2 separate regions of the Homo sapiens genome follow, and region 1 is linked to region 2. Evidence: chromatin loops called from intact Hi-C (ENCODE). Cell type or tissue: lower leg skin. All regions are shown on one strand. Links, peaks and the distances in the headings refer to the core of each region. The heading gives the core; the rest is flanking DNA. Region 1 holds the start of C1QTNF8 (C1q and TNF related 8). Region 2 holds the start of METRN (meteorin, glial cell differentiation regulator).

Region 1 (8,315 bases), core at 12-8,011, 380 kb before region 2:
CCGGGGGAACGAGGAACCGCCTCTCTGCAGTCCCCCTGGCATGGGGGGGCCTGGAGCCAGGCAGAAGCTGGTGAACTCAAAGGCCCCTGAGCCACGGGAGGCTCCTGGGTGGGGGCTTCACTCCCTGCCACCTGGGACACCATGGCCAGGGAGGGGGAGGGTGTGGGTGGGTGGCAGCTGCAGGAGGGGTGGCCTGGCACTGCCCCATCCCGCATCCAGGGCTCTGGGTGGAACTCAGACCCCGTGCCAGCCTCCGTGGGTGTGGGTTTGGGGTGAGGTCCCCGTGCCGTGTCTGCTCCAGCCCCACAGGGAGCTGCCGGCTGCTGTCACCTCCTGTGGCGGCTCATCACATGTACTCTCGGCCAGTGGCCATTAAGAGCCTTGGGAGATAATGGTCCCTCCGCGCCGGCCGCGCACTCAGGCCTCATTATTGCCCAGGCCCAGGCAGCGCTCTGGCATGTCCCCTCGGGGAGGGGGTGGCTGATGAGAAGCCGAGGGTTGGGGCACGGGGGAGGGGGCCTGGAAGGAGTCGCTGAGGCTGGCTGGTGGCACCAGCCTGGGAACACGGAGCCAGGCGCTGTTCCGAGCACAAGGCAGGTTCCAATGTCAGGCCTCACGTGCACTTTACAGCTGGGGACACTGAGCCCAGGGGTCCCTGCGCCCACTGTGCTCCCACGTCAGGGCCAGGCTGATGGCTGCAGCAATGGGGGCGACTCCCCGGCTGGAGAGGGGCCAACACCCCCGCCCCCAATTTCCTGACCTCCCCACTCCCCCACGTGCAGGCAGACCACTGGACTAGGGCACGCGGGGGCCGCCCGCCTTGTGCTGAAAAAGGAGGCCCAGACTTTCGCAGTCTAGTAGTAAAATCCTGAAACCCAGGGATGGAGCCCTCCCCACTTTCTGGGTGGACCCCAAACGCCTTCCTTTAGAAAGATCATCCACTCCTCTCGGGGGCTGAGTGAGCCCAGGCGTCCAGGAGCCCCCAGTCTGTACAGCAGGGAGCTGAAGGCTGGGAGAGAGGGGTGGAGTCGGGGGTCTTGCTGAGGCCCCCTCCCCCAGTGCCTGGCACCTCCACCCGCACCTCACTGGCACAAGCGCCCCGCAGCACGGAGAGGGGGCGGCCCTCCCGGGGCCCGCCTGGGACGCTGCTGGGTGTCTGTGGGGGGTGGGCCCCAGGGCACCCGGCAGCAGCCGCTCCCCCGTCGCCACGGCAATGCCGCGGTCATGCCTGGCCAGGGCTATTTCTGTCCAGGAGACATGCTGTCCTGCCCCACTGAGTCACCCCCCGCGCTCCCTGCCCACCCCACTCAGGCCTGGCCTGCAGCTTCTGTGCCACATAGTTCAGGCATCGGCCCTGCCAGCCGCCTGCCCAGACGGACTCTCCCCAGGACGGGTCATCCCGGGCCACCCGAACCCAAGGGACCCAAAGGCACCCTTCCCGGGCCGTTCACCCACCCCTCAGCCTCCCTCCACCCTGCTCTGTGCGTGGGGAGGCTCTGGGACCTGCCCTCAAGGGGGACTGTCAGGAACATGCCTCTCTTTTTAGGGGGCAGTTCTGCTGGCGTCGGGGGGCACTGAGGGGCACAGGGTTCCCTGTGTCTAGGCCTCAGGGACGCTCTGGATACTTCTGAGCTCCATGGGTGCCCATTTCACGGGCATGGGAGGCTGAGGCTCAGACCCAGGGCACAGCAGAGTGTGGGCGTCCGCCCGTCTTTCTCTGCAAGCCCCAGGAGCACACTGTCCCACTGGGACACATCTGCAGAGCTGTGTTCTCGCCGCCCAGGGCACAGCCACGCTGAGCCGGCTCGGTCGGATGCAGGTGCCATAGTCACAGGCGCTCAGGTCTTCACACCCCATCTGTGTCACCACAGCCAACAGGGTGAAGATGGCTGTCCCCAGAGGGGGCCGCTGGGCCTAGTGGGTGCCGCTGCCAAGGGTGAGCTGTCACCGCCCAGGGCCACCTGGAGGGGGGAGCCTGGAACCGGCTACAGCTGGTGCGGTCCCCACCACAGCCCTCCCCAGCCCGTTGCCCGCAGCCTGGCACACGAAGCTCCCACAGGGGGGACCCCTTGGTCTCCCCTCACCTCCTGTCCTCCTTTCCTCCTCGGTCTTTAGCATGGGGGTGCTGAGGGCCAGGCCAAGCTGAGGGGCTGCGGGGAGAGCGGGACCCCAGGTCGCACACAAATCTGCCGAGGGGACTGAGCCAGCTCGGGGCCCCTCCCCGCCCACAGCCTGCTTTCAGGCAAGGCCGCCACAATTCTCCTGCCACGTCCAGCACCTCCCACAACAGGGGCCGGCTTGTGGAGGAAGGACCTGTGGGGAATGGCCGCGTGTCCGTGTCCAGAGGCCCAGGGTCGGAGCGGGACAAGGCCAAGGTGCTGTGTGGGCTTGGCCTGGGGCCCACAGAGAATGGAGCCCCCGCCCGCTGAGGCCTGGGAGGCCTAGAAGTCATTCCCGCGAGTCGTCCGGCCCAGTCCTTATCCGCTGAGAGGCGGGGCTGGTGCGGGGCCTCCCCAGGGGTGTCATGAGGGAATGAAGAGACCCCACGGAGCCTGGGGAGGCTGCGCTCCTGGGCTCCATCCAGCCTGGCTTCCCCGCCAGCAGCATGAGGGCTGTGCGTCACCCGGTGGCTTGGTGGCCATGGGGGCCCCGTGCAGCATGGAGGCCCTGGTCTGGGCCCCGAACACGGGCCTCGGCCTACAGCCCCCCCGCCGGGCCCGCCCAGCCACAGCTTCCATCTGCCTGCTTCTCCTCAGGGCGCCGCACCCCAGGCGGGCAGCAGGCTTGGTTTCCCGATGGAGGAGAGCTGCGTGCCCACGGCACCATCCCCCAACCCAGCCGGCCAAGACGCCGGGCCCCAGCCCCGCTCATGGGCACGGGGCTGGCAGGAGGACCCTGGGGCCGCGAGGCAGGCTTCGCAGTGGACACAGGGGCCCTGCCAGGATCCTGTCCAGGGCTCGGCGGAGCTGGCCTCTCGGCCTGTTGCTCTTGGACAGCCCAGAGGAAGCCACGGGCGCCCAGGCGGGCATGAAAGGGCTCTTTGACGGCTGGGTTGCTGGGACAGTAACACAGACGGCCGGCCAGGCAGGGAGCATCCCTGAGACGGTAACAGGAAGCACAGGGCCTGGGGCTGGTTGTGGGAGTCTTCACAGCCGCCCTGGGCAGGTCGGGCTCCCCCTGAACCCCAGCGGAGCATGATCCAGCCCTGATTGTCTGCCAGGCAGGGCCAGGGGCTGGGACGGCCGGGAACTCCGTGGGGGCTCCTGCAGGCCTCCGTGCATGCACACACCCACTCCTGCCAGGCTCCCTCTGCCGGAGGAGTCCAGGGGGGCTCTTGTGGTGTCCAGTGGGGCCAGGGGGTGAGTCAGGGTCTGCTGAGCTCATGGGGAGGCAGGCAGAGGGTGTCTCAACTGCCAGAGACATTCCACCCACCTGGAATGACCCACTGCAGGAGGAAGGACCTTGCCCTGTGCTACAATCCCAGAGGGCTTCCTGAAGGAGGCAGCCTAGATCTTTGTCCAGCAGAGCCCATCTTCAGGGAATATTGAGGATCCCGACCCGTGCACCTGCCCTAGCGGAAGACACTCCTGGCCAAGCCTCCAGATGTGGCTGTGAGGGGAGTGGGGTAGGCAAGGCCCACCTGGCAGGGGGGCCAGGCTTGTTGGGGCAGCTGCTGTTGGGAGGGGGCCTACCTTGCTCAGGGGGACCCAGGTTGGCTCTGGCTTCCCCTCGGCACCAAGGTGGGACCATCCTTCCCTAGTCTGGGGGAGGCAGAGGAGTGGCCTCCCGAGGCCCCTGCAGGCCCTGCCCTGGGGGCTCCGGACGAGAGGCTCTCTGGGCCTGGCTGAGACGGTGCCTCTGTGCACTGTGCAGGGCCCCCCACCCCAGGCCAGCCTTGGGGGGCCTTTCCCTGGAGCAGACCAGCCACCACGCCCCAGGGCTCTGCCCAGCCACAGTGGGTGGGGCCTTGGGCGGCTACCCGCTCCTGAGTTTAGAGGGCTGTCTCAGAGACCTCTGTGTCCCACAACGGCTTCCCCACCATCTGCCGGGTGTGGGGGCCCCAGCTTTGGGGACCAGGACTCCCCGACTCCAGGTGTGCAGGGTGCCTGGTGCGGCCCAGAGTGTAGCAGCCCCTGAGCCTCGGCCTTGGCCTCACCCACTGGGCCAGGACCGTCCGTGCCCAGGCAGAAGCTCCCGCCTCCACTGGCTGTATTCCCAACGGGGGCAGGGCCGGGCTGCCGTAGGGTCTGGGGGCTCCAGCTGGGGCACCTCCTTCTCAGTCCCTCCCCTCTTTCCTCTCCCCCAGCCCTGGCCAAGATGGCAGCCCCCGCCCTGCTGCTCCTAGCACTGCTGCTGCCCGTGGGGGCCTGGCCCGGGCTGCCCAGGAGGCCCTGTGTGCACTGCTGCCGCCCGGCCTGGCCCCCTGGACCCTATGCCCGGGTGAGTGACAGGGACCTGTGGAGGGGGGACCTGTGGAGGGGGCTGCCTCGAGTACGGCCCACTATAGACATCGAAATCCTCAAAGGTGAGGCCCGTGGGTGCTGCCTGCATGCTCCCCCACCAGGACCCAACAGCCCACAGGGAGTGGGGAGCACCTGGGGCTTGGGAGGAGGGGCGGGAGGGGCACGCTGAGCACCAGTGTCTGCCCTGGCAGCGCTCCCTGCACAGGGACCCCTGGGCTCCCCCCGCAAGCAGGAAGAAGCCTGGCTTGGGGAGGGACCCATGAACCAAAGTGGGGTGCTGAGGATCCTGGGGAAGGGGGCCAGGGTTCCTGAGATCCCCAAAGTAGCAGCCCCTTGGGAAGGGAGCCTGGGCAGCCCGCTTGCTCTGAGACCCCTTGACACGGCTGCGCTGTCCCGAAGGCTGTACTAAGGTTAGGCTTGGGTAGGACCTTCCCAGCCTTCTCATTCTTTAACACCCAACGCAGACCGTAGCTGGCCCTGACCACCCATGTCCCCACCCTCTCGGTGGGGACGGCCTTGCCACAGGCCTTGGTCTAGCCACACCTTTGGAGAACGGCTTCTCCCCATCTTACAGACGTGGACGCGGAGACTGGGAGAGGGGCCGTCACTTGCAAAGAGTGTGTCCTTACAGTGACCCTTGAGCCCCAGCCCCTGGCCTGGGTGCTGGAATGGGGGAGGCCTGCCCAGCCCGGCCCCGACCCGTGGCTTTCGTTTGTCCCCTGCAGGTGAGAAGGGTGAGGCCGGCGTCCGAGGTCGGGCCGGCAGGAGCGGGAAAGAGGGGCCGCCAGGCGCCCGGGGCCTGCAGGGCCGCAGAGGCCAGAAGGGGCAGGTGGGGCCGCCGGGCGCCGCGTGCCGACGTGCCTACGCCGCCTTCTCCGTGGGCCGGCGCGAGGGCCTGCACAGCTCCGACCACTTCCAGGCGGTGCCCTTCGACACGGAGCTGGTGAACCTGGACGGCGCCTTCGACCTGGCCGCGGGCCGCTTCCTCTGCACGGTGCCCGGCGTCTACTTCCTCAGCCTCAACGTGCACACCTGGAACTACAAGGAGACCTACCTGCACATCATGCTGAACCGGCGGCCCGCGGCCGTGCTCTACGCGCAGCCCAGCGAGCGCAGCGTCATGCAGGCCCAGAGCCTGATGCTGCTGCTGGCGGCGGGCGACGCCGTCTGGGTGCGCATGTTCCAGCGCGACCGGGACAACGCCATCTACGGCGAGCACGGAGACCTCTACATCACCTTCAGCGGCCACCTGGTCAAGCCGGCCGCCGAGCTGTAGCCGGGTGAGGGGCCCCGCGGCTGAGCACCGGGCGCGCGCGCGCGTGTGTGTGTGTGTCTGTGTGTGTGTGTGTGGGGGTGGGTGTGGGTGTGTGTGTGTGGGTGGGTGTGGGTGTGGTGGGGTGGGCGGGCAGCGGAGCTTCAGCGCCGACTGTGTGCAGTGATTTGTTGAGCGCTGACTGTGTGCAGGGATTGGTTGAGCGCCGACTGTGTGCAGTGATTTGTTGAGCGCCGACTGTGTGCAGGGATTGGTTGAGCGCCGACTGTGTGCTGTGATTGGTTGAGCGCCGACTGTGTGCTGTGATTGGTTGAGCGCCGACTGTGTGCAGGGATTGATTGAGCGCCGACTGTGTGCTGTGATTTGTTGAGCACCGACTGTGTGCAGGGATTGGTTGAGCGCCGACTGTGTGCTGTGATTGGTTGAGCGCCGACTGTGTGCAGTGATTGGTTGAGCGCCGACTGTGTGCAGGGATTGGTTGAGCGCCGACTGTGTGCAGGGATTGATTGAGCGCCGACTGTGTGCAGGGATTGGTTGAGCGCCGACTGTGTGCTGTGATTGGTTGAGCGCCGACTGTGTGCAGTGATTTGTTGAGCGCCGACTGTGTGCAGGGATTGGTTGAGCGCCGACTGTGTGCAGGGATTGATTGAGCGCCGACTGTGTGCTGTGATTGGTTGAGCGCCGACTGTGTGCAGGGATTGGTTGAGTGCCGACTGTGTGCTGTGATTGGTTGAGCGCCGACTGTGTGCTGTGATTGGTTGAGCGCCGACTGTGTGCTGTGATTGGTTGAGCGCCGACTGTGTGCAGGGATTGGTTGAGCGCCGACTGTGTGCTGTGATTGGTTGAGCGCCGACTGTGTGCTGTGATTGGTTGAGCGCCGACTGTGTGCAGTGATTTGTTGAGCGCCGACTGTGTGCAGGGATTGGTTGAGCGCCGACTGTGTGCAGGGATTGATTGAGCGCCGACTGTGTGCTGTGATTGGTTGAGCGCCGACTGTGTGCAGGGATTGGTTGAGTGCCGACTGTGTGCTGTGATTGGTTGAGCGACGACTGTGTGCTGTGATTGGTTGAGTGCCGACTGTGTGCAGTGATTGATTGAGCGCCGACTGTGTGCAGGGATTGGTTGTGCCCCGACTGTGTGCAGGGATTGATTGAGCGCCGACTGTGTGCAGGGATTGATTGAGCGCCGACTGTGTGCAGGGACTGATTGAGTGCCAGCTGTGTGCAGGGATTGATTGAGTGCCGACTGTGTGCAGGGACTGGGCCATGTGGAGTGCTGGGTGTGTTGGGAGCAAGTCTGACCCGCACCTGCCCTCACAGGGGCTGGCGCACAGGAAAGGACCACATGAAGCCACATGGACGGAGGCCTGTGGTACTGGGTGTGCGGTGGGCGTAGCCAGGTGGTAGAGCGAGCTGGGTGCCTCCTCATGGGGTGGTCGGAGCCCGGTTGCTCACCCAGGTACTCGCCCTCACGGCCGAGGGGCCATTCTGCTTATAAAAGCTGTGCCAGGCACCCTTGCTGAGGAGACATTCATTCGACATTGCGTATTTGCCAAGCACCTGCCCGGTGTGGATGGACCCAGGGGAGGCCAAAAGGGTGGAAGGAAGACGGTCACTTCCAGGCGGTGTGAGGGGCACCCAGCACTCACGGTGGCCGGGAGGGTGGGGCTGCTCTAGTGGTGGCTTGTCCTTGGCAGGAAACACGCGGCTGAGCGCAGGGGGTCAGTTTTGGGGGCTCATGGGTCCTCAGTCTGTCTGAATGTGTGGGGGCTGGAGGAAGATTGGACCCTGATGGGCACCAGAGCCGGAGGAAGCCTCAGACCCCCACGGAGTTGCCTTATGCTTAGACAGGGATGAAAGTCAGGTCCACATGGCCTGGCTGCAGTTGTGGGGGCAGAGAGGGCCCCATTTGGGAGTGTGGGTGGGTCGGTCCCTCCAGGCAAGAGGCTGGCCCAGCTCTGGTCACTGGAAGCCTCTGTTACCCTCCCCGGCTGGAGCAGCTGTGGCCCCTCCCGGAAGCTCTCCCAGCCACGTGCTCACTTGTCTCTGGAACCACCTCCACCTGACCTGGGCCTCCCTCCCCCTCTTCCCAGCCCCTCCGGCCCAGCCTCCCACGCACCGCCTCCTCCTCCTTGGTGTGCTATTTGTGGCAGCGCGGCCACTGGGCCCGGGCAGGAGCAGCATCAGGAGCAGCTCAGCCATGCTGCCTGGAACCCTCACAAGGCCTTCCATAAAGCATCCCCGGGTGGGGGCAGGAGAGCCCCCACAGGTGCACCCAGCGTGGGCTCATGGGGGCCCATGGGTGCCGAACAGATGAAGGGATGCGGGGTCCCAGGTGCCCCCACGGCCCCTTGATCCTTGTCCACTCTGGGACATCCCGGCCCATGGAGTGCCCGGCTCGCCCATCCCCCTCTTTAGGGCCTGCCCTGCCCCCACTCCCTCCCCACAGGGGCCCCCACCAGTACTGACCAATCTCTGAGCAGCTGGGCCCACAGCCTGCCCCAGGAGGGTCTGTGAGAGGACAGCCCCCAACATCAGGGTGCACCCTGCAGGGTGGGGCCAGCCGAGGAGGGAGGTAGG
Region 2 (8,315 bases), core at 121-8,120:
CGGCGTCTCCATGGTGACCGGGCTGCACACTGGACTTTTGTTGGTTGGGCTGGGGGAGGGGAGAGAGGTCACCGCTGGGCCAGGGAGCCCCGGACAGCTTTGGCCGGAGGCTTCGATTCTGTCCCCACCATCTCTTCCCCCAACCGTTCAGGGACCAGAGGCCCAGGATTGCTGGGCCCGGCCTCCCCTTCCCTCCACTCTGCCCCTGCCAGCTCTTTCCAGAGATGAATCGGGAAGGGAGGGCGGGGAGGCCATCCCTCCCCAGCAGTCCCAGGCTGTGTGGCCTGACAAGCCCATCCAACCCTTGTAGCTCACTTTTTCCTTCTGCAGTGGGGCCGACAAGGCACATTCCCGCCAAGCCCAGGCAGGGTAAGACTTCGGGACTCCCACCCTGTCCCAACCAGACCGCCACTCACCGTCTACGCCGAGACCGTGGGCCTGCGGGGGCAGCTCGGGGCGCCCGTCCTCGCGCAGCTCAAAGCGGAAGGCGGCCACGCGGCGGCTGATGTCCTGGTGCGGCGTGGCCTGCAGGAAGAGGGCCCGGCGCTCGCGGGGACCCCAGCGCACGCAGCGGCCCCCTGCCGGGCCCGGGCCCTCGGCCAGCAGCAGCTCCAGGGCGCCCCCTGCGCGCTCCGCGAAGACCTGGGCGCCCGCGAAGGGCCGCACCGGCCGCAGACAGGCGATGCCGGGCCGCGCTCTGGGATCGGGGCCGCCCAGGGTCAGGCGCAGCGCCCCAGCCGGGTACAGCCACTCAACCGCGCCCTCCGCACAGGCCAGGGCCAGCTGCCCCACGCTGCCGGGCTCCTGGGTGAGGCCGCTGGGGACAGGACGGGACGGGGCGCTGAGACGGGGGCGGGTCCCCGCCCGGCGCAGCCCCCGCTCCCTCCCGAGGCCGCCTCGCGGATGGGGAAACCGGCCCAGCGCTCTGCGCGCTCCGAGGGGCGCCTGGGGGGTCCTAGCCGCAGCGCACCCCGTCCTAAGTGCGGGGACAGCCCCCCGGACCGTACCTGCCCCTCCAGCTGCAGCGCTCCTCGGAGTAGCCGGCGCGGGCAGCCGGGGCCAGGAGGCCGCAGCACAGCGCGCAGAGCAGCGCCGCGGCCGGGAACCCCATGGCACGGCGGGCGGCGTCCGGGGAGTCGGGGCTCTCACCACCGCTGCCCCGGCGGGGCGCGGGTCCGGGCGGCGGCGGGAGCAGCCGGGGGCGCCGGCCGCCCGGCCCCGGCGAAGCCCCCAAGCCCGCGGCCGCTCCGCCTGCCGCGCAGCCCCAGCGCCGGGGCCGCCTTGGAGCGGGTCGGGAAGGGGGCGGGGCCTGCGGCGTGTCGGCCAGTCGCGGCGCGGCCCGGAACTTTCCGCCAATAGCAGGCGCGGGGCGGAGCGGGGGCGGGGCCGGAGCTCGGGCGCCGCCGGAGGACTATCCCACGGTCCAAGCGCCTCGAGGGTTGGGGGGGGCCTTGGCGCGGAAGGGAGGCTCCTTGCCCGCCCCGCGCTGTGCGTCTCTCCTTCGCCGCGCCCTCACCCTGGCCTCGCCCCCCGCGCTGTCCCGATCGGAGTCCTGGAGCCTCTGATGGAGCCGAGGTTTTGATGTCCACTGGAACCTCGGGGTGGCGGTAGGGAAGGTGGCCCACCTGGTGGTTCCGCCTCGCGGGCGGCCGGGCCTGCTCCTTCCTAACACTGGGACCTGGGCCTGTTGGCCACATCCCTCCCAACCAGGTCCGGTCCTGCTGACCAGAGGCCGGTGGAGCCCCAGAGGAGAGGGGTCATGACTCCAGAGGCGGGGAAGGCCTGGCCTGGGGGCTGCGCCTTGGAGCGGGGCCAGGCCTCGGGTTTTGGTAAGGCCGTCTGCAGGAGGGGGTCCTGCTGAAGAGCGCGCAGCCCGCAGGCTTAGGCCCCTTTCCTCAGACCTAGCGGCACCCCATAGTTGCCGGATGACCGACCCCGGGCCAGACGGGGCTCCTGGAGGGGCGTGAATGGAGCAGCCACGGGCACCCCTGCAGGCCTGCAGCACGTGGAGACACAGGAGCTGGGAGGACACCCCTGGGCCACAGGAGCAGCCCCCACCAAGATGAAACAAGCAGAAACAGGCGATTCGCAAACACACTGTAGCCTCAGGCTGGAGCAGTGTGGGATTCCCAGCATCCGGGACTGCTGAGTTGGCCTGATGGGAGGAAGTGGGCAGTGGCTGGCCAGGTGGACAGGAAGAGAATGGGGGAGAGCAGACAGCCTGGGTCAAGGGCCTGAGGAAGGAGCTCTTGGCAGCCCAGTGAAACCCCAGGGCATGGGTGGTGGGTGGGGACGACAGGTCAGATCACAGAAGGCCTAAGGCACAAGCAAAGGGGTCCCACTACATACTGAACCCCTTACGGACGACAGAAGCTTTAGCCGGGGACTGCAAGGACCAGCATAGACTGTGCAGCCTGAAGATGTGAACATTCCGTCCCCTGCCCCCAAACCTCCTGCCACCCGGCGCTCGAAACTCATGGTGGACAGATGAGTTCACCAGTGGCAGTCGGACAGATGAGGCCAGATGGCTCAGTGGCAGTGGGAGGCTGGATCCCACTGACCAGGCCCTCCCTCAACCCCAGGGCCCTCCCAGGCCAAACAGGAACAAGGCGCCTACTGGGCTCGGCCAGCCCCTTGCTCTGGGCGAGGTGCAGGTCAGAAGTAGCCATCACAATCCCCAAAAGGTGGAAGACTCCCAAAGGCCTGTCTGCAGCTGAGTGGACAAGCAAGTGCAGTGGGTCCATTTTTTTTTTTTTTTTTGAGACGGAATCTCGTTCTGTCGCCCAGGCTGGAGTGCAGTGGCTCGATCTCGGCTCACTGCAACCTCTGCCTCCTGGGTTCATGCCATTCTCCTGCCTCAGCCTCCCGAGCAGCTGAGACTACAGGCGCCCGCCACCACACCCGGCTAAATTTTTGTATTTTTTCTTTTTTTAGTAGAGAGGGTGTTTCACCGTGTTAGCCAGGATGGTCTCGATCTCCTGACCTCGTGATCTGCCCGCCTTGGCCTCCCAAAGTGCTGGGATTACAGATGTGAGCCACCGCGCCCGGCCTCTTTTTTTTTTTTTTTTTTTTTTTTTTTTTTGAGATGGAGTTTCGCTCTTTGCCCAGTCTGGAGTGCAATGGCGCGATCTTGGCTCACTGCAACCTCCACCTCCTGGGTTCAAGCGATTCTCCTGCGTCAGCCTCCCGAGCAGCTGGGATTACAGGCATGTGCCATCATGCCGGCTAATTTTGTATTTTTAGTAGAGACGAGGTTTCTCCATGCTGGTCAGGCTGGTCTTGAACTCCCGACCTCAGGTGATCCGCCCACCTCAGCCTCCCAAAGTGTTGGGATTACAGGCATGAGCCACGGCACCCCCTGGCGGTGGGTCCATTATTAAGCCATAAAAAGGAATGAAGTTCTGGTCCCTTGACACCCGCTACAGCCTGGATGAGCCTGGAGGCTTATGCGCTGAGCAAAATAAGCCAGAGACAAAAGGACAAACACTGTTGGATTCCACTTCTGTGAGTCACCTTAGAGTAGTCACGGTCATGAGGACAGAAAGTGGAGCAGGGGCTGGGGAGGGGAATGAGGGATTGGAGCTTAATGGGGACAGAATTCAGGAGCTTGATTACACAACACAAATGTACTCAACAGTACGGAACTGCACACTTTAAAATGGGTAAAATGGTAGATGTTATGATGTATATCTTACAATTAAAAATAAAAATTGTCAAGGCGCAGCGGCTCCCACCTGTAATTTCAGCAGTTTGGGAGGCCAAGGCAGGGAGATCACAAGGTCGGGAGTTCGAGACCAGCCTGGCCAACATGGTGAAACCCCATCTCTACTAAAAATACAAAAATTAGCTGGACGTGGTGGCGCACGCCTGCAGTCCTAGCTACTTGGGAGGCTGAGACAGGAGAACCGCTTGAACCCGGGAGGTGGAGGTTGCAGTGAGCTGAGATCAGGCCACTGCACTCCAGCCTGGGTGACAGAGTGAGAGTCTGTCTCATAAAAATTAATTAATTAATTACATAAAAATTAAGGCCGGGTGTGGCAGCTCCTGCCTGTAATCTCAGCACTTTGGGAGGCTGAGGCAGGATGATCGCTTGACATCAGGAGTTCAAGACCAGCCTGGCCAACATGTTGAAACCCCAACTCCACTAAAACTACAAAAATTAGCTGGGTGCAGCAGCTCATGCATGTAGTCTTAGCACTTTGGGAGGCTGTGGCAGGAGGATTGCTTAAGCCCAGGAGGGTGAGGCTGCAGTGAGCTGTGATTGCACCACTGCACTCCAACCAGGGCGACAGAAGAGACCCTGTCTCAATAAAAATTAAAAAATAAATAAATAAAATATAAAAATCGTAAAGGTTAAAGGGTAGACTCGGCCTGGGGCTGAGCACATGAGGTGCTCGCAGAGGTGGGGAGAGGCACACGGGTCGGCCGCTGCAGCCACCCAGCCGTCCAGGGCTGCTGCCGCTTGGCGGTCCCCGGGTCAGCACGGTGGGCTCCAGGCGCCCTCTGGTGGCGGCGTGAGGGTCAGCCCCAGACACCCTCCTGACAGCCTGGGCCCCGGACTTCTCCCCAGGCCTCCTCCAGAGAGGGGCCAGTGTCTGTGGTTGGAGGGAGGGGTTCCTGGGGTGACCTGGTCTGGAATGGCACATGCCTGGCCCCGAGTTGACGCCTCAACCCCGGGCGTCCCTGCCTCCTCCCCAGCCTCATCTCCGGGGATCCGGTGCCAATGCAGCCACCCACAGGAGAAGCCCTGGACACACACCCCTTTTCCTCACAGCCCCCGGCCCCACCCAGGAAAGCACCTGGCATCAGTGAGTGCTGTGCTGCCTACAGGAGGGGCCTGGAAGGCCGAGTCTGTCCTCAGTTGCTATGGGTACAGGACCCGACTTGCCAGGGTGCTGGTGCTCAGTAAATACCAGCAGACTAAGTGGGGGGTGGCTGGGCGGAGGAGTGCCTGGAAGGCATCCCCAAGCTTAGGTGATGCCGTGGCTGTCTGTGCTGTTTGGGGGCCCCCTCAAGTGCCCCAAGCCCCAGACCCTTGAGTGCCCTGAAACCCCAGAAGGGGCCTCTCTCCATTTCCACCCAAGTCAGAACGCGACAGCAGCAAGACATACTCAAGTCAGACAAAAGGAAGAACTTCCCTGAGGCTTTGTTTCAGAAACCTTGGGCCTAGCGCGTGAGGCCACCCCTGGAGAGTGCAGAGTCTGGGACAATCATCTCTCCCGCCTGCGGGTCAGCCTGGCCGTGGCCAAACACAGACGCCATATCACAAGGCCCCTCAGCCCAAGGCAGGGCGGCCAGCCTCACAGCTTGTCCCGAAGCCTGAGACTTGGTTTCTGTTCCTGTCTTGCCCAGAGGGCCCTTGGAGCTGCAGCCTGAGGGGGTGCTGGGGTGGGGGCGGTCGAGACCCTGGTCACTGCCACATGGTTCCCACCTTCGGCCACTGCGTTCTCCCCCCAGACACAGGTTCCGGCCCGTGGAGGACACCAGTGCTGCATTTGCCATGAGCTGGGCCCCAGCAGTGCGTGGCACAGGCAGCCCACGTCCCGCAGGGGAGCGGCTGCGGACAGGTGGCTGCGCCACGGAGTGCCGAACAACCCGCTGGGGACACCACAGTGCCGGGCACAGAATAGCAGCTGTCACGGCCAGGGCAGGAGCTGGCTGGCTGGGGCCCTGGGGGAGCAACATCAAGGACGAGGGGAGTTGATGGGGGGGCAGGAAGGGAGCCCCAACCCTGGGGAGAAGAGGGGCAAAGGCCCTGAGGCAGACAGAACTTCGAGTAAACCAGGAACCACAGAGGGTGAGCCCTGGGGGCTCCTTGTTTGCTTGAAGCTCCATCTGCCTCAGAGCCTTTGACCTGCTGCAAAGGGGAGGCGGGTAAGGCCGGCCCCACCCAGCCCATCTGCCCTGAGGGAGTTGGGGAGTTTGGACGCACCGGTGAACAGGATCCCCCAGGAAATGGGGAGGAAGCCTAGAGAGAAGGGCCAGATCGTAGGCCAAGACCCCCGCCTGTGTCTCTGTTCACTGGCAGCGGAGCGAGGAGAGAGGTGTGGGCTGACCTGAAGCCAGCGCCTCCTGTGTCCCCAGCTGAGCCCTGCACGGGATTGGCCAAATGTGCTGCTCTGCGGCCGCCCTGCTGCCCCCTCCCTGGGTGGAGCTGGGGTCTGGGACAGTGAAGATGGCTCCCACAGCTGAGGGGCACTGGGTGCCAAGAGCCTGCCAGACCCTGGGCCACCCAGAAACATGCTCTGATAGTGCAGCTGTGAGCACTGGCCTGCGTCCCCTCTACCCAGCCGACCTATGAGGCTCAGGGTGCTTGGGGGCCCATCAAGGACATAGTCCTAGCTGCCGACTCATCCAGGCAGCCTGCACAACCCCTGGCTCCCCTCCACCGGCCACCTGCCCCCCTGCACAGGCAGGATCCGGCCTCGCCCACCCACAGGCCTGCACCTCCGGGCCCACGGCAGCAAGATTCCTATCTTGGGGATGCTTTCCTCCCTTTGCCGAGAGACCCACCCCCCCACACCTTGCCTCTCTTCAAGGAGCCGAAAATGCAGCTGCCGACTGATTTGCTGTGGAGCTAAAAATAACTGCCGGGCTCCAGCCAGGGCCCAGGAAAATATCCCATTGCTAGGAGACAACCGTTGCCGGGAGACCGCCATTGCTAGGCGACGCGTGTTGCTATGGTGATGGCTGGGCCCTGAGTCATCCTTAGCCTTGATAGGGGGCGAGCCAGGCAGGGAGCAGAGCTGGGGGGCATCAGAGAAATCCCACCGCCCATGGCACTCAGGGCACCCCTAATGGCTGTGAGGTTCTCATGCCTATGGGTGCCCATTCTGGCTGTGGAGGGGTCGGGACGGCCAAACATACCCACAGCCTGCTGCTTCACATGGATGATCCTGGGTGCTCTCGGGCTGTGCTCCAGGCAGGGGGCAGGGGCAGTGTGTGGGGGGATGGTGGCGTGGCCATCTGGCCCCCGGAGCAATCACTTTGCTCTCCAGTGTGGGGATATCACCACAGGTGCAGAGCTGAAGTGAATGTGGGTCCCCTTGCAGTCCTCCAAAGTCTCAGGGCAAGATGTACCAGCAGCCTCTGGTCCTCATCCCCATGGCTCCAGAGTGCCCTCCCAGCCACCTAGATGGGAGACTCCTCAGTGCTGAGGCATCAAGGCAAGGGGTGGTCCCGGTGAAGTATGCTCCTGGTAGGGGTTCTGCAGGAGAGGGGCTCTCCAGGTGAGGGGTGCTCCAGGTGAGGGGTGCTCCAGGTGAGGGGGTGCTCCAGATGAGGGTGCTCCGGGTAACAGGGTGCTCCAGGTAACAGGGTGCTCCAGGTGACGGTTCTCCAGGTGAGAAGGTGCTCCAGATGAGGGTTTTCCAGGTGAGGGTGCCCCGGGTAACAGGGTGCTCCAGGTGAGGGTTCTCTAGGTGAGAGGATGCTCCAACTGAGGGTGCTTCAGGTGAGGGGTGCTCCAGGAAAGGAGTGCTCTGGATGAGGGTTCTCCAGGTGAGGGGTGCTCCAGGTGCCCTCCGGAGCCAAGGCACATACCGCCTCCCATATCAGTCTCCAGGACCAATGGAGGGGTGCGGGCCTGAGCGGTATCCACATCCCCCAGAGGAGATCGAAGTCTGCTGAGCAGCCCCCTTTGTCCAAGCCACTTCCCTCTGGGGTGTGAGCTGTTCTCCAAAGGTATCCTCTACAAGGGCCTCCCGCCACAGGAGGCGATCCAAACTGCTGGTGCCAGTCACCTTTCATGCTGCTGACGCATCGCTGTCTCCCTCATTCGCCAAATTTGCCATGCACCTGTGACGTACTGAGATGGAGGCTCAGTGCCCAGGGACAGGGTGGTGGGGAAGAAGACCGCACCCTGGCCCTCAGCAGGCACAGTCAGCCAATAGCTCATCAAATGCACCATCAGACACCAGGCAGACACAGGCTGAGAAAAGAAGGTCCTTGGTGCTGGGGAGGTGAGGACACGGGTCTGTGGCCCTGTCCTCCTGAGGGAGGGCACCTAGGGGAGAATACATTAGCCAAGGTCTGAAAGGCAAGTAGTCACCCAGGTACAGGTGGCAAGGGAGTGCTCCAGGCAAGGGGCCAGGAGAGGAGTGCTCCAGGCGAGAGGTGCTCTAAGGGAGGGGTGCTCCACATGAGGAAATGCTCCAGGAAGGGGTGCTCCAGGGGAGGGGTGCTGCAGGGGAGCTCCAGGTGAAGGGAGGGGTGCTCCAGGTGAGGGGTGCCCCAGGTGAAGGGTGCTCCAGGTGAAGGGAGGGGCACACCAGGTTAGGGATGGGGCACTCTCCTGGCCCCAGAAGAAGGCCAGT

What was found. Hi-C counts contacts between places; a loop is a spot of excess contacts. Peaks named below come from ENCODE experiments on the same cell type or tissue, not always from the same donor. Only the 100,000 strongest peaks of a DNase experiment are listed, where the experiment ranks them.
Region 1: it touches region 2 in a loop (3-fold over the local background); 46 of 110 quality-filtered maps call a loop at or near these places.

Annotation. Positions count from the first base shown.
Region 1 is chr16:1,090,925-1,099,239 of GRCh38, reverse strand. C1QTNF8 (C1q and TNF related 8) reads left to right here and starts at 2,996. Exons shown (of 5, transcript NM_207419.3): 1 at 2,996-3,084; 2 at 3,452-3,625; 3 at 4,307-4,525; 4 at 5,189-5,743. The coding sequence starts at 4,318. The coding sequence ends at 5,739. In lower leg skin, for the core only: no CTCF peak of the experiment used is centred there; no DNase peak of the experiment used is centred there.
Region 2 is chr16:708,086-716,400 of GRCh38, reverse strand. METRN (meteorin, glial cell differentiation regulator) reads right to left here and starts at 1,283. Exons shown (of 4, transcript NM_024042.4): 1 at 1,008-1,283; 2 at 417-817. The coding sequence starts at 1,111. RefSeq lists enhancers at 1-472, 473-1,070, 1,669-2,267 and silencers at 525-584, 685-1,114, 1,215-1,524, 4,412-4,541. In lower leg skin, for the core only: a CTCF peak has its summit at 4,549 (motif pointing left); DNase peaks (open chromatin) are centred at 1,370 and 4,505; H3K4me3 peaks cover 445 bases.